2 separate regions of the Mus musculus genome follow, and region 2 is linked to region 1. Evidence: chromatin loops called from intact Hi-C (ENCODE). Cell type or tissue: left cerebral cortex. All regions are shown on one strand. Each heading gives the region's core, and the rest is flanking DNA. Links, peaks and the distances in the headings are about the cores only.

The links. Hi-C counts contacts between places; a loop is a spot of excess contacts. Peaks named below come from ENCODE experiments on the same cell type or tissue, not always from the same donor. Only the 100,000 strongest peaks of a DNase experiment are listed, where the experiment ranks them.
Region 2: it touches region 1 in a loop (2.6-fold over the local background); 2 of 42 quality-filtered maps call a loop at or near these places.

What each region holds. Positions count from the first base shown.
Region 1 is chr2:106,427,873-106,435,549 of GRCm38, reverse strand. It overlaps Gm46755 (a long non-coding RNA gene), which reads left to right and starts at 6,320. Exons shown (of 3, transcript XR_001783429.2): 1 at 6,320-6,465. It overlaps Gm36036 (a long non-coding RNA gene), which reads right to left. Exons shown (of 4, transcript XR_374852.4): 3 at 6,875-6,933; 4 at 5,254-6,600. In left cerebral cortex, for the core only: a CTCF peak has its summit at 4,329 (motif pointing left); DNase peaks (open chromatin) are centred at 3,257, 3,712, 4,328 and 6,441; H3K4me3 peaks cover 400 bases.
Region 2 is chr2:107,875,400-107,883,076 of GRCm38, reverse strand. No RefSeq gene overlaps it. Among named protein-coding and RNA genes, the nearest start is that of Gm23439, 7.4 kb to the left of the region's middle. In left cerebral cortex, for the core only: a CTCF peak has its summit at 3,239 (motif pointing right); a DNase peak (open chromatin) is centred at 3,212.

The DNA.
Region 1 (7,677 bases), core at 1,767-6,766:
TGCACAATCTGTCATGATAGTTATTATCCACCAAGCAGGCCTCTTGATAGTATGACAAAAATAATTGTATTCTTTGGTTGCCTAAGAATGTCTTTTCTTGGCTGAACTCACTAACCTGGCTATGTGAATTGTCAGCACATGATGGAGAGAAGCCTAGGTGGTCTGTTCTCAAAGTAGGAAGGAGGTTGAGACGTGTATTTGTCGTTCCAAGCTTTGCCTTGGAGAAGTCCTCGTCAGAAGGAAAGTCCACTTCAGGACATCCATGAGCTAACCTGGGCAAACCCAGCAACCATATTAGTGTGGGTGTCCTCCACATGCACTTGGGCAGTCCCTCTCCTGCCTTTACTGTGAATAGGTAACCTGTCTTTAAAAAAAAATCCCCTCTTTTTCCTTGGTGAGGGTTAACAGTAGTAGAAAGAGGTCTGAATATATATAGCCCACACTGCCCTAGAACTCTGTGGGAACCAGTTTGGTCTCAAATTCACAATTCCCTTACCTCAGCTTCCCCAGTGCTTGTACCACCACAATTAATCAGCAACTGCCAAGAGTTATGGTCAAAATTTAAACCATTTTTCATGGCCAGAGTCAAAATCGGAGGTTGTGATAATTATCTTAATTTTTGTGAATGATAAAATCGATACTGCCATGCGCCCTGGGAAACCACATCCAGGTAGAGCTCCACTGTGCTGCTCAGGTGAAGGGTGGGGCCAGCTCTTCAGCTCTAATGCCCTTGGGGGCCAGCTCTCCTGTCTGTCATTGGTGACAAGAGGCAAGGGGGGGGGTCAGGGGGAGGAGCATCTTGCCTAGTCACCACAGGGCAGACAAGTTGCAGGGCCAGAGCTCCCAGTCTCACATTCTCACATCCTCGGGACCAGCTCATCCTTGCTGCCACCATTAGGGTCGGCTCTACAGTGCTGCCCAGAGAAGGTGCAAGACCTGCTCTCCTGAGTGCTGTAGCAGAGCCAGCTCTTCTGCTCTCATTACCCCATCAGGGCCACCATAGGTGGCTAGGGAAAAAGGAAGGACAGGGGATCTCTTTCTTGATAATGCCACCACCATCATACAAGAAGCAGGGCTGGCTCTGTGTCGTCTGGGCTCGGATGACCACCATTCCTAACCTTTGGAAGCCAAGCATTATAGAGACAATAACCAACCAGATAATCAAAATACATTACCTTACCTGCACACTCCCTCAGGGCACTTTTTCTCCTGGTGATGAATGTACACATTGCTTTCATTTTCATTCTTCAACTGAAAGCATCCTTACCCAGGTACGAAAGCCATGTTTGGGTTTGTTGATGCCTATTTGATGACGGTGATTTGTTTGGGTTTTAAACTGTTACTTAGGATATTTCCTTATTCGGTGTAAGGTCTGTTGAGGGTCAGATATAGTTACTCCTCAGATATGACCTGAAAATACTTAACCATTTCAATTCTGTCTCTGTCAAGGTCTTGATTTCATGAAGCAGAAGAGCAGAGGTTGCTGGCTTGCTTGCTTGCCCATCCGGCTCGCTTGCCCATTTCTGAATGACTGTTCTGAAGTGGCAGTGGTTCTCTGTTCTCAGCTCCAGTGCCGTGTGTCTGCTCTTTGTGATTCTCATGGCTTTCTACCTCTTCATAAAGTGAGGCGAGTGTGCATGTTTCATTCCTCCTCCTCCTCAACTACAGAAGTTCAGAGATATCATCCCCAAATACACAAAAGCTCTACCAAAACGTTCCCCAAATATATGGGGAACTCACAGGGTACTCATTTTATCAATGACTAAAAGAATGTCTGAGAAACGACACTCAGATAGAACCAAAGATAATGGTAATGCTGAGTGTCGATTGATCTCTCTCGCCTGGATCAGCCAGGATGCTGAGAACGTAAGCACGTGATCTCATCTAACCCTCCTAAGAATCCTGCTAGGTAGATGCTACTTTTACATTTCTTAAAATACAGCTTCAAAAACTGTCAAGTACATTACTCAAGGTCTCCAGGAAGTGGTGAGGCTGGAATTCCAATCCAGATTTTACAATGCGGGAGCCTAAGCCTGTGACCCTCTCGTGACAAAATCTCTCACTGACGAGAGTTCCTTGCCAGAAACAGTAAGAGGCTCCAGTCCTGTCCCTAACGTTGTCTTTGTGACAATAGTTATAAAAATCTTTATTTCATAAAATATGCTATCTCCTGTGAAAGGAGAAGACGTTTTGATGAATCCTGGTGCATATGGGGACACACTAGTGAGGGGAAAACTGAATATTTTCTGGAGACGTTCATTCTCATATCTGCTGGGGGTCAATAAATGTTATCTTAACAGAATATGTTGATTTGACTTGTAACACCAGGACTTACTTCTGGGTCATAGACTTTGCATAACATTTGCTCTTGGTGGTGATTTGAAGCACAGGATGAGAACACCATTGTAAGAGACTGCAGCCTGAGGAGTAACTTAGAATTGTATGTTACAGACGGCCCTAATAACCGCCCCAAATCTTTTAGCTTAGAAATCAGTGCATTCGTTCCTCCCCACTAGATATTTAGTTTTTCTTCTTCAGAAGCTGTTTTCCCCAGGGAGCAGGCTCTGCTGTACACCACCTTGAAGATAGAGTGGTAAACAAGTTAGCCAGCAACAGTGCCATCCCTGACCTTGTGATCCACAGGAGGACAGCTGTTAGGACAGGGAGATACGGTCTCATGTAACACGAGCAACGATGGAGGAAGCACTGGAGCTTGTGAAAGTGAGCTTAGTCAGCCATCAGAATCATAATAAATTCCTGTGATCTTAAGAGTTAAATTGTTTGGAAGGTTGAAAAAAATTTTTTTAAATGAAAATGGTAAATATTTTGCAAAGCACACAGGCAGCTGATGAAATGGCTTTTATTAAATCTCAAAGAAAGCAAAGACCTTTTTAAAAATTCTATTGGTCAGATAGATTCCTACAGAGAGGAAGGGCCACAGTTGAAAAATATGTTAAAAACTGTTGGTGACACTAACAGATGGTAAGAGTAATGTTACCAAGTCCATCACAACGGCTATAAGGACTTGTGTGACGTGGTTGTTCAGGGAGGAAAGAGAGAAAGCTTAACTCCAAATGTAAGCAGAAGTGGGACCAGAAGCAGGGAGTGGCTCTTGAATGGAAAATGAAACAGAGGAAACAGGAGGGATGAGGAAGAAACTTAACCCAACTCAACATCTCCTCATCAGAAACAGCAGGTAATCAGATGGACACTATCTAAACTGCCTTAGCAGAATTCTTGCTAGCATTAGACAGGCCAGAGATGAGCCTAGAAATCCAAATGGAAAAGGCAAGTTTTAAAACCACAGGAAAGCCAGAGGGAGCTAAGGTGGAGAAGAGAGCTTGTATCAGTTTCCTTTAATAGATATGTACCCACCGCGCCAGCTTTATTCTGGGACCACTTCCCTCTTCTCCCAGACTATTTGCATTTCCTGAAACCAGAAACTCTGGAGCTGGAAGAGGACACGGGACGGGACGGGGGTGGGGGGGTGGGGGGGTGGTACAGGGGGTTGTCTGGATGTCTGTAACTGGGGAAACTCTGAAATTGCACACTGGGAAGGGAGACTCCTCCTCCCTCCAGGATGAGACTCTTGACACTGTCATCTGAAAGGATAACTTTTTAAGTTTGGCGGTACAATTCTGTCACAGTGCTCTGGACTAAGATGCACCAGACCCTAGCACTTCCCACACTTTCCAAAAGGCAGTCAAGTTGCGGCTTCTTGCCTCTCCCTCCCTCCCACCCACCGTCTTCTATGTAACGGCACAGATTAAAGGCCCTTGCCAGATACTGACACCTTTCTATTGGACTTCCCTGCCTGCAAACCTGTGAGCCAATAAATCTCCATTCTAATAAATTTCTGATCATTATAAATTACCCAGCCTGTGATATTCTGTTTTAGCAGCACAAAAACAGGCTAAGACAAAGGTCTCCTTGTGTTTCTGAATCTGGCCCGGAATGACGCTCAGTGTCCGTTAAGATTTTAGATGCCCTTTGTGCCACATTTTCTAGTGGTTTATTTCTTCTCATCAGCCACACCAGCAACTGGATCTACCTGACGGGGTGCCACTACACCAGTGTTTCTATCTCGGGATACAATTTAGGAACCGTACTCTATCAGAAAGAGCAGCGGGATTCTATTAGCGCATCTCTTATCTAATACAGCAATGCAGCCACTTCACCAGCAAATTTTCCAGTTCACAAATGCTGAGAGTTTCAACACCATTACAACTATATAGTTCAATGCAATTTAAAACCCATTTTTAAAATCATGTAGTGGGTTGACCGCTAGCATACAGATCTGGCTTTCTGTGTGCTGAGACGCCACCTAGTGGGCTATATGGAGTGCGCAGGGAAAAAAACAACTGATCCTGGCATCTCCTTCCTTGTAACTTAAGGTCCAAGTGACAAAGCTTAGCCAGTAGAATCGCTTTGTTGAAAAGCACATTATTTGTCTGGCATAGGTTCAGCTTGCAGGGGACTGAAATTTGTAATTATCTTTAAATATTATGCCAAGGGAGAGTTAAAAGGACATCAGAAAATTGTGAGTTACAGTGGGTGTCATTGGAAAGAGAAACTGTTTTAGCTTGGTTTTTTTCTAAAGTGATCACGACTTGAAGTAAATAGAAAACCAAGATTTGAGAATTCAAAGCAGATGACAGTTTAAAAAGATATCCTTCAAACCCCTTTGAGTCTTCGGTAAATTAAATGCACATCAATGTGTAGTAAAGGCTGACTTTCCCACACTGTCGTTGGACCCTCCTCCGTAAGCAGAGAACCCACAGAATGAGGCTCACTCATGAGCCGCACTGCAAAGATCAGGCCCTGCGGAAGCAGAGAGAGAGGAACCACCTCAGAATGCTTCGCACTGGCTTTTCTCTGACTCCGTTTTCTGTGGCGGGCATAATAAACCTGAGTGTTGCCGGGCATGGTGGCACATGCCTTTAATCCCAGCACTCGGGAGGCAGAGGCAGGCGGATTTCTGAGTTCGAGGCCAGCCTGGTCTACAAAGTGAGTTCCAGGACAGCCAGGGCTATACAGAGAAACCCTGTCTCGAAAAACAAAACAAAACAACAACAACAACAACAACAAAACCAACCTGAGTGTTTTGTTATACTCTGCTGTGGGGGTGGGGGTGGGCATGCCCCCACTTTCCAGAACTGTCACAGAATTGTAAATAAATGTGGCAAAACAATTTGATTTAGGAATCTTAGTTAGCAAGCATTCTTTCTCTCTCCTCTAAGAGAATATTTTAGTCACATCTGCAATTAGATAGAGAGGTGGTCATTTTCCATGAACGATTCCAATCATTTTCCACAAAGCCATGAAAAACCAACCAACCAAACAAACAAACAAACCAAACTGGGGTCATCTGAAAGTATCTATGTCTACTAAACAGGAAAGTCAGTGCACATCCCAATTCAGCAGGTCCCCCAGGGTTGATTCAGTAGGGCCAGGTGGTAGGGACTGGGCTGAGTCTACAGTTTAATTTAAGGCACTAAATGAACTAGACTCTCAGACACATACCAACTCTCCTGTAGCTTTCTTGGCACCCTTAGTCAGGTATCAGCAAGACTTACAAACTATTTGACAAAAACCCAAGAGCACCATGGCTTCGAGTAACATGGAGTTAATAATGAAAGTTTAGTGGGACACTTCTTACTTACACCTAAGCGACTTGTGATGTAATTCCAGCTGAGATTCAGCAGAGCAAATCTGTATGAAAAACGTTACGTGCAACTGAAAGGATGGAGGCAAAAGAGCAGCACTGCCAATTATTGGACAGTTTACTGAAGGTCGATGCAATATTCATTAGAGCAGGTCAGAAGGATTAGGAGAAGGGAAATTGGGGGGAAGGAAAGAGGGAGGGAGACAGAGAAGGAAAGGGAAATCTAGGTGTTAATTGCATTAATCTACTAAGGAGTATAGAGAAGTGGTAGAGTGTGAGGTTTCAAGTCATATGAATCCCACTGTTAGCACCTACCCTCGGTAGGAGTTTGCATAGTGACTACATCTCCAAGCTCAGCCTCCTCACCTGTGAACAAGAGTAACAGGATCTCTGGGAGTGTTAGCATAATGTAATGCCCAAAGTATCACAACTCCTGGCATACAATGAGTTTTTAATTAGTACGGGCACCTACTTTCTCTCGTGACTTTTATAATGCTTATAATAAACTTTATTCGAATGTCTCTTGCTCTGCAAAACACATGAAATGTTAATACAAATGAAAGAAATATTAAAGAAAACTTCTATTATGAAGTCATGTTGTCCATGGACTGAGTGAATAGGTGTCTGCTTTAGAGAAAGGCTGCATTAGTCATCTAAAGACAGACGCCCTCGCTGGGAGAAGAAGAGCTAAGCTTGTCTGCTCAGCTCTGAAGGCAGGACTAATCTACTTCGATGAACAATAAGTCACATACTTTTCCGGTCTGGATGTGTGGCGTAATGTTCCTCTGCACTGTCAGAAGGTAAATCAGCCGCTGTGGGGAGGATGAAATGTGGTCACCGCTTCACCTCGGGGGAGGGGTGGTACATTGTCTTCATCGGCTGAACAGCTGGGTTGGATAAATGTTCTCTGCTCCTTCGTTCTGGAGACTCTGGTTCTAGGAAAGACGTGATAAAGAAAGGAGTTCTAGAAGAAAGAAATGCAAGAACACAGTCAACCTTTTCCCTTTCCCTTTGCATTTCCTACTGGGTGGCATGGTATTTACACTGCCAACGCCACTAACTCCAGGTTCACTCAAGAGAAACTCTTTTCCAGATCTTATCAGCTGGAATCTGCAGCATAGTCATTATACCTAAGAGCATGCAGCTTAAAGTGAAACAGCAAAGCTCTGGGAAGCACTACAGGTTAGGGAAATAGCGAGGAGCACTTACGTGTTTTGGCTAACAGTGTACATGTTCCTTCTTCATAGTGTCCCAGTTCCCTCTCGAATCTGATTGAGGTAGAAGAAAATCTCAGACATTCTTCTATAGATCTTTTTCATTCCCTGTTCCCTAATACAACCAGGCTTTGAGCATGTGAAAGCCTGGCTAATAAAGAATGATTTCTTAGGCATTGAGTGTTGGACGAGTGACCTAGGACCAAAGGGAATTACTGGAGCCATTAATTCACCCGACTAGCTGTCTGGGGTGTCCAAGGTTTCTAAGTCTTTTGCTGTCTGCTCTTTGGGCTTCCTGTTTACATTCAATGCCTTCCACTGATCCTTCAATTCTTTGAGTTTCCTCTTACCTTTCATGAGAGGGTCTGGATGTTTTTGTTGACAGTAATGAGCTTATACTTGTAAACCAAGAACTCTTACTGAAATAGCAATGCTAGTTGGAAAGGTGGGCAACTGGAAATGCTGTAAGTGTCTTGCAAACCATAAAATATCTACAACTAGAAATTATAAACGTCACCCTATGGTGGACTAGGCATCACCTCCTGCTAAATTTCTAAAGTGACAAGAGAGTAGTGGAGTTGACTTTATTGAGTCAGCTGTTAGGCTAAGTGCTTTATGTGTGCTCCGTTTGGTTCGCATAACCCACCTACAATAAATACTAAAACCTCAGTACTCATTTGTAGCCAAGGAAATGGATGCTGTCAATAATTTGCTCAAGATAAGTGAGGAAGTGTCAGAATCTGGGTCTTGGTCACACACACTTTGCTGTCACTTCTTCAATTGACTTATACATTGTGG
Region 2 (7,677 bases), core at 840-5,839, 1.4 Mb before region 1:
ATAACATTTCAAATGAAGATTACACACTAATGGAAATTGCAAAACTAGAGACCTCATTTTTCCTACAATCAAATTCTACAAGAACATCTTCTACAGTAGTAGTACAAACTACTATTTCAATAGCCTTGGAGGCTATTTTAGATGTACCTCGTGGTTACCTTTGAGCCCCAGCAATACTTTCAGAGCTCCTGTCTCTAGCTGCATATGTAGCAGAGGATGGCCTAGTCAGCCGTCAATGGGAGGAGAGGCCCTTGGTCTTGTGAAGATCATATGCCCCTGTACAGGGGTATGCCAGGGCCAGGAATCAGGAGTGGGTAGGTTGGGGAGCAGGACAGGGGGATGGTTATAGGGGACTTTCGGAGAGGAAACTAGAAAAGGGGATAGCATTTGAAATGTAAATAAGGAATATCTAATTAAAAAAAGAAAAAAAAACATAAAAATAAAATTTTAAAAATTAATTCAGATGGGCCAATCATGAGTCCCAGAGTCTACTGCCTTGGTCTAAGCAAATCTGAATTTCCGGAAGAGAGGCTAAGGAAAGGAAAGGACTAAATAAACACTCAAGGAGATAGAATGTTATCCTACCCAACCCCCTCCTCTGGTACAGACACTTACAGAGCTTTCTTCCTGTAATACAACTTGTCCTTTTCCTTTTCCTCATTTTCTGTCTTATTTTCTTTCAAACATTGCTCAATTCTAAAGCATGATTTTCTTGACACTCTGGGCTTTCTCAAGCATGGTCTGATGCTCTTCTCTCCACTGTTTGTCCCCATGTGACTGATTGTCTAACTTGTGATTGGTTGATAACCTCCATTGCTGAACTTCTAATCTATCTCAAATAATATGTTTTTCTCTCCTCTTCTCTGCCTCTTCTCCATCTTCCTTCTCCTGGCAACTACCAATATTGCACCTTGTCTGTCCTATTGTTTTTCTTTCAAACTCCACAAAGAGCTGTTCTTGAACTTCTTCCACATCCACTTCTAGATTTTTTTATATATCAATGAGACTAAGAGTATGAAAGAGAACAACAATTTGCCTTCTATCAGTGGAAACTGTGAAACACCACAAAGAAGATGCTCAGCAGACACAGCAGATGACCAGACTCTGGACCTTAGGTAAGAATTTGGGCTTGAATCACATTCTTCATTGGTGTTTCCTGAGTGCTAAAGCAATTTCAGATTAGGTTTGTAATAAGGTGTGTGGCCGACAGAGTGGTGTGGTATAGTTAGACTCTCAGGGTTCTGACCAAACTAGAGCACACTTGCATTGCCTCAGACTATTAAGTCCATGAGAAATTGAGTTTCTGATTCAGTGTGGGGGTGACCTTGTTTTCTTTATGTCACTATGATAGATACCATAATCAAAAGTGACTAGGAAAGAAAGAGGATTAGTTTAATTCTCATGAAGGGAATTGAGGGTGAAGGCTGAAGGCAGGAACCAAGAAATAGAAACTGAAGCTGGTTACTGGCTCACTACTGATGCTCCAACTTCTGCTTCACTCACCACATTTACTTATCCTCCTCTTAGCCAAGCTTGAATTACAGTTTCATGGCATGCTCAAGCACTGTATATATTTCAACCTTCTTGATCCTCTCTGTATATTCATTCCATTCTGCTATTATAATCACAGTCTTCACCAAAAGCAACTTTATCTCTTCAAATTTCCATCAGTATAACTAAAGTTAGCAGGAGAAATATATATAAACACCAAAGCTAAAATCAGTGCCATAAACCTCTATTGATGGCTAATCAGTCAGACCTTCAATTTCCGTAGTTTCACATAGGGAAGTGTCACTCTGAAGCCAGAAGTTCGAGGGACTTCTTTGTAATTCACAGAAAAGCAAACCTAGACAGAAAAGGAGAAAGCCATTGACTTGACTTTAGCAACTAAGTGCACCAGATAAGGCCCTTGTTTTTCGACTCTCTAAGAGTCAAACAAGGCCATGACCTTCTTCTTCTACTTCAACATCATTGGCTTTCAGAACTATGCCTTATGAGAGCTGTGGTATCCTTGGCATCTTTTTAATATTTTAAGAAATTTTCAATACATTTTAAAATCTGGTCTTGAACTCACTATTCAGCTTGGGACCCCTGAACCTGTCTACTAATTGGGACCACATGCCCGCACCACAAGCCTTCATTTCCAGACCCAATCTCTATGGTGTCTTTACTTAGCTACTATTTTCCTGCACCTAAAACCCAGGACCCAAACAACTATGGGTGGCTTCTATTCTCCAGAGACTGTTGACAATATTTAAACTGGACAATCTTGCATCTGCTTCTTTGCTTTGTCTGTTATTTCCAATGAAATCCAGAATAAAGAACCAAGATCATATTTTCTTCTACCTGTGCCTGCCGCCTGACTCCCTACCCTGCTTTCCCATGAGGCCTGCTCTATGTTAGGGCACACCCCTCCTCAATAGATTTGTAAACGTATTGTGCCATCCTTCCAATGCCACGTGGTTCTTAAATCTGTTGTTTTTGTCAGACTTGGATATTATTCATACTCTGATACATTTTAAGAGTTGCAAACATCCCTAACTATAACCATATATAGTAGGATTTCTATAGCAAAAACTGCATGCAGCAGTGTAGGCACACATTCAAGATTACATGATTATTAAACAGCAGCTATAAATCAAATCACAGGTGCATTGCCTGCAAAAAAAAAAAAAAAGTGTTCTTAGCTCATAATCTCCACACCCTCTAGGATTTTCTCAAGCACAACTCCCTCAACTCCCAAGAGGCATGTTCAATAAGATATTGCCTGGATTTTATCCATTTTTCAATATTTTCTCATAATACTAACAAAATCCATTCCCCCTTTGGGTTCAAGAGTTGATAAATGTTATGAAAAACATTAAAGGAGTATTACAAAATAGCCTACATATATTTCTAAGTGTTGGTTTTAAGAGAAGAAAATTTAGGACCTTAGATGATGGCTCAGTTGTGTGCACACGGACACACACACACACACACACACACACAAAGCACACACACAATGGAATAAATAAAGCATAATTTGAAAAAAAAAACGCAATTGATATCTGTGTAGAAATTGCTAAAGAAGAAAACCATTCTAGAGTAGCCATCGACCTGAGTCACTGTTTTACTGCAAATTTCATGTTGTCCAGGGGAAATGAGGAAGGGATAGGGGCTCACTGCTCTCTGGTATTCTGAAGACACTTATCTACATTGTGAACTTAGTTTCTCTTTCTAAGTTTGAATAATGCCACTAGGTGGCAGTAGAATAAAATGGTATCTGTTATTGCAGTTTTCACTGAATTCTTTTTTATAAGAATGAATATCTTAGTGGCAAAGGGGAGGTAGGTAGAATGGGGAAAAGAACTCTGATAGAGAAGATCAGGGACAACATTCAGGAAGTAAATAAATAAAATAATTAATTAATAAGACAATGAATATAATTTTGGGGAATATTTCTATATTATCACCACACAAACCAAACCAACCAACTAAACAAACAAACAAACAAGCAAAACCCCACCAACACTCTATGTAAAGTTCACAATAATGGAATAAGCTAAATCTCACATCAGCATATGGCTATCCTAGCAAAATAAAAAGTGAAAGTAAATTGTATTAGCATTTCTTCCCATTAAATACTTAATCAAAATATGTAAACTTTTTATTATTTAGTCATGAAATGTATTGATTTTGTGAATACTGGATACAAAAATTTAACTTACATCTCTCTATGTCCACTTGGATAACTAATAAACACCTTAGACTTAAACCCACAAAAACAGAACTCAATTTCCTTTCCCAAACCTTATGACTCAAAAGGTCTTGGCATCTTTAGAATAAACAATATTTTTCTTATTCCTACAAATATACAGGAAACACTATCCATTTCTATTACATCCTCTCGATGTACCCATCCTCTAGAAGAACTTTGACTACACCTCTAAAATACATTGAGAAAAATTTCATTTATTTTCATATTTCCTGCTCTCATTACTGTCCAACCTATTAATGGTTTTGCCTGGCAAATTTCTTCAGTTATAGTCTTTCTTTCTCCATTTGCCCCTCTATTATCAATATCCTATATGTTAACCAGACTTATAATTTGGGATATGATTCATGCAATATAATTTATTTGTTTAAAATCCTCCCACTGGGCAGTGGTGGCACACGCCTTTAATCCCAGCATTTGGGAGGCAGAGGCAGGTGAATTTCTGAGTTTGAGGCCAGCCTGGTCTACAGAGTGAGTTCCAGGACAGCCATGGCTATCCAGAGAAACCTTGTCTCGAAAACAAACAAACAAACAAACAAACAAAAAATAAATAAAATCCTCGCCAAAAAACACATTATGACTCAAGGAATTCAAAATCATTAACTGCTATTCCAATCTATTCATGACCCAGAGGTTACCGGCTTTTCTAATAAATCATACCTTCTTCTCTTCCTCTACTTCAGCAGAACAAAAGACCTCTTGCTCTTCACATCAATATGCCAATCATTACTTCTTTGGACTAATCTCCACCTCTGTCCAAAATGCTCCATTTCTGAGTATAACTGACCCTTTTTACGCTTTCGGTATCAGTTCATCAAATCCCCAATCCTTCAGAGAGTCTGCCGCTCAATGGCTGCTATCATGTTGATATTGTGTTTCAGTTTTACCACTCCAGCACACCTTGTTCATTTATGTATTTACATGCTATTGTCTTTCCTCACTAGACTATGCCAAGTGGTCCAAGAGTATGTCAGCTATGTATTATAGAAGCTATATATCAATTAAAGCACAGATAAGATTGTGCCTTCCTTTAATCATTGAAAGGGTTCACAACAGCTCTCCGAAAAACAAAATATGGCTAATGATATCTGGTATTTTTTTATTTCATTAATCAAGAACAATACATGATCTCCACACATAGGGACTGGCACAGGCTACTCACTACACTAATTTGAAGGGCAGTAGGGACCACCTGTAGAGTGTTAAAACAAAGAATGGCCTCATGTTGATATATTCTAAATACTTATCTGGCAAATGTACGGAATATGGATTGTTGGGGTCACAGTCTAACCACGTGACTTAGGAAGTCTCCTCACAGAGATTTTGTTAATGATCCCTTCTCAAGGACAACAAACAATATTTGAGTCCTTAGACTGTTGAACCAGGTATCATAAAATTTATATTATATTGATTCTTTAAATATGTGTGTGACTAAGGTCTCAGTAATATTTTCTGCAATGCCATAGATAATAGGGCAAGAGATCATGAAGGCTAGTGTCAAAGGTTTCAGATGCCACAGTTATTCTGGGACAGGTTTTCATGCTTAGCCTTGTGCACCTAGAGGCTGTCTCCTGAAGTAACTAGTAGCCTTAAAACTTGTATTAGATTTTTGTAACTATTTTAACAAGTTCTAGAAATCAGAAATCTGGATTCAGTTTCAAACAATTGTAGGTGTTGTAAAAGCTGATTACCTCCAAATTCATGGAGTCATATGCATTTGTTTCATTATTTTCAGTTTTTAGCAGCCATTTATATTTTTGGTTGGGACTCTACAGAGGATCCATCAATCTACCACTTCCAGTTTCACAGCTGACTCACATTCTTTAAACCCAAATCATGCAGTTTCTTCCTTAAGAGGAACCTGTGTTTTGTACTGGGCCCAAATAGATAATCCAGGGAAATTTCTTTAAGGCACAATTTTTAAACTACTCTTCAAATTTATGTTAGCCATATAAGGAAATTTCAAAGTTATAGGTATGAAAAGGTAGATAGATGGTTAGAAAGATAGAACTTATTCACATAATAGAGAGTCCGTAGATGTTTAATATTACTCAGTTATCAGTTAACTGATACTGACAGCATAGCTGATAATATGAATCAACAGTAAATGTGTTTGGAAAGTATTAAACAGGGACCTTCAAAGTATAATCCCTGATCCATAACCTGTCTGCCTTTTATCTGCTTCAAATTGGGCTTCCCATTTAAGAACTCTTCAGATATTGTCTGAAGAATATTTATCTTAAAAAGTAAAAATGCTTTTTACAAAATTCAAAAAACCCTTGCTCAGTACAAATATGACTTAAATGACTTAACTTCCAAGATAATTGATGCTGGACTTTATCAGACCAGCTTTTAGATGCAAGACATAGAAAATGGATATTGATATCAGCAAGCAATAAAATACCTTATAAAGTGCCCACCAGCTTCTATAAATGAATTTGCAATTCACTTAGGAAGGAAGCTACAATGGAGGAAGGGCTGCAAAGGATGCCTTTATGCCTACTTGACCATGACCTCTCATTTACAAAGGCGTAGCAAAAGTGGGCTTGTGTCCCAATGTCTCCCACTACTCTACTGTGCTACCTGACAATAGAACTTTCTTTGCCATGTTCAGCTCATCACATTTTCAGAGATACAGCAATGATCCGAGTCCACAGGATGTCTGTGCAAGGGTTATGGTAAGCAAAGGGCATGGACAATCAAGGTCAAATTGTCTTTTATGGCACATAGGTAACGGTCACCATGACTCAGAGTTTCAATTCATTTCTTTTCTGAAGGGAGATGAAAATATATGGCACCATCAAGAGAAATGGTAATTTCACTATGAAGCAGCATTCTCTAAATTGTTTTTGACAGGCTGTGAGATCGTTTTGTAAGGAGAGAAAGGAGGCAGAAGTCTGTTGAAAACATTGTTGAGAAATGTTTTATTCTATGTTCCCCTTTCAGGAAATTAAAGCAGAATAACTTATCAAAGACTGAGAAATCCTGTAGTAAGTAGCCTCCTTAATTTTTCTCTACCAACTCTCCAAAGGCCCCCATGAACACCCTTATCTGTACTATTCATATCCTTACTGAAGGTTACTCTGTGGCACACACTGCATGACTTGGTACTCGGAGGTGATTTTGTAAGAGAGGGGGCCCAGGTATAAAAAGCAAAGTGATGAATGCATGATCTTGGTCTCTGAACCAGATGGGACTGTGGCAGTCAAATAAACCTTCAGAAACTAAATAGACACTATTCCTCCATTTAACGAAGATCCAGAGCCATAGGGAGATCAGGAACATTCTACACTGTGTGTTTCCCAACAGTGAGCATACTACAAAAATAAGACTTATACTATAGTACTTAATGATAATGTATTGATATTCGTCTATTGTAAGAGACATATTACATTAATATAAGATATTAATAATGGAAATACTGGAAAAGAGATTGGAAATGAAAAGAGGTCAGTAATGCAACTTCCTACACAATGCCCCATTTTCTATAAACTTAAACAAATAATAAATAAAGTCTACTAAGCACCAAAATGAAAATAAATGATATTTTTCAAACTACAAACCTAGAGTATGTCTACATATAACTTAAATGTAGGCTCAAATGATCGAGGGGATGTAAATTCTAGAGGAATCCTTTACACTAGTAAACGTGCTATGTCTTTCAAATCCATGAAAAATTTACTACCTTCTTCCTGGATTCCATTGTTACTATTTTCATGCTTGACCCAACTGCACATTTTAGTTTCTAAAAACACTGTATCACCAAATGGGTGCCCAAGTCCTTTTCCTCATCTTTGATCTTCTTGGGGTGAAAAAAAGAAAGATCCCTAGCCATGCTTGAGAATGGGCTGCAACAAGAGTAAATCCAGGAAGCAGATGGACAGGTAACACAGCAGGGCCCAGTGGAATAAAGCAGGCAGCCT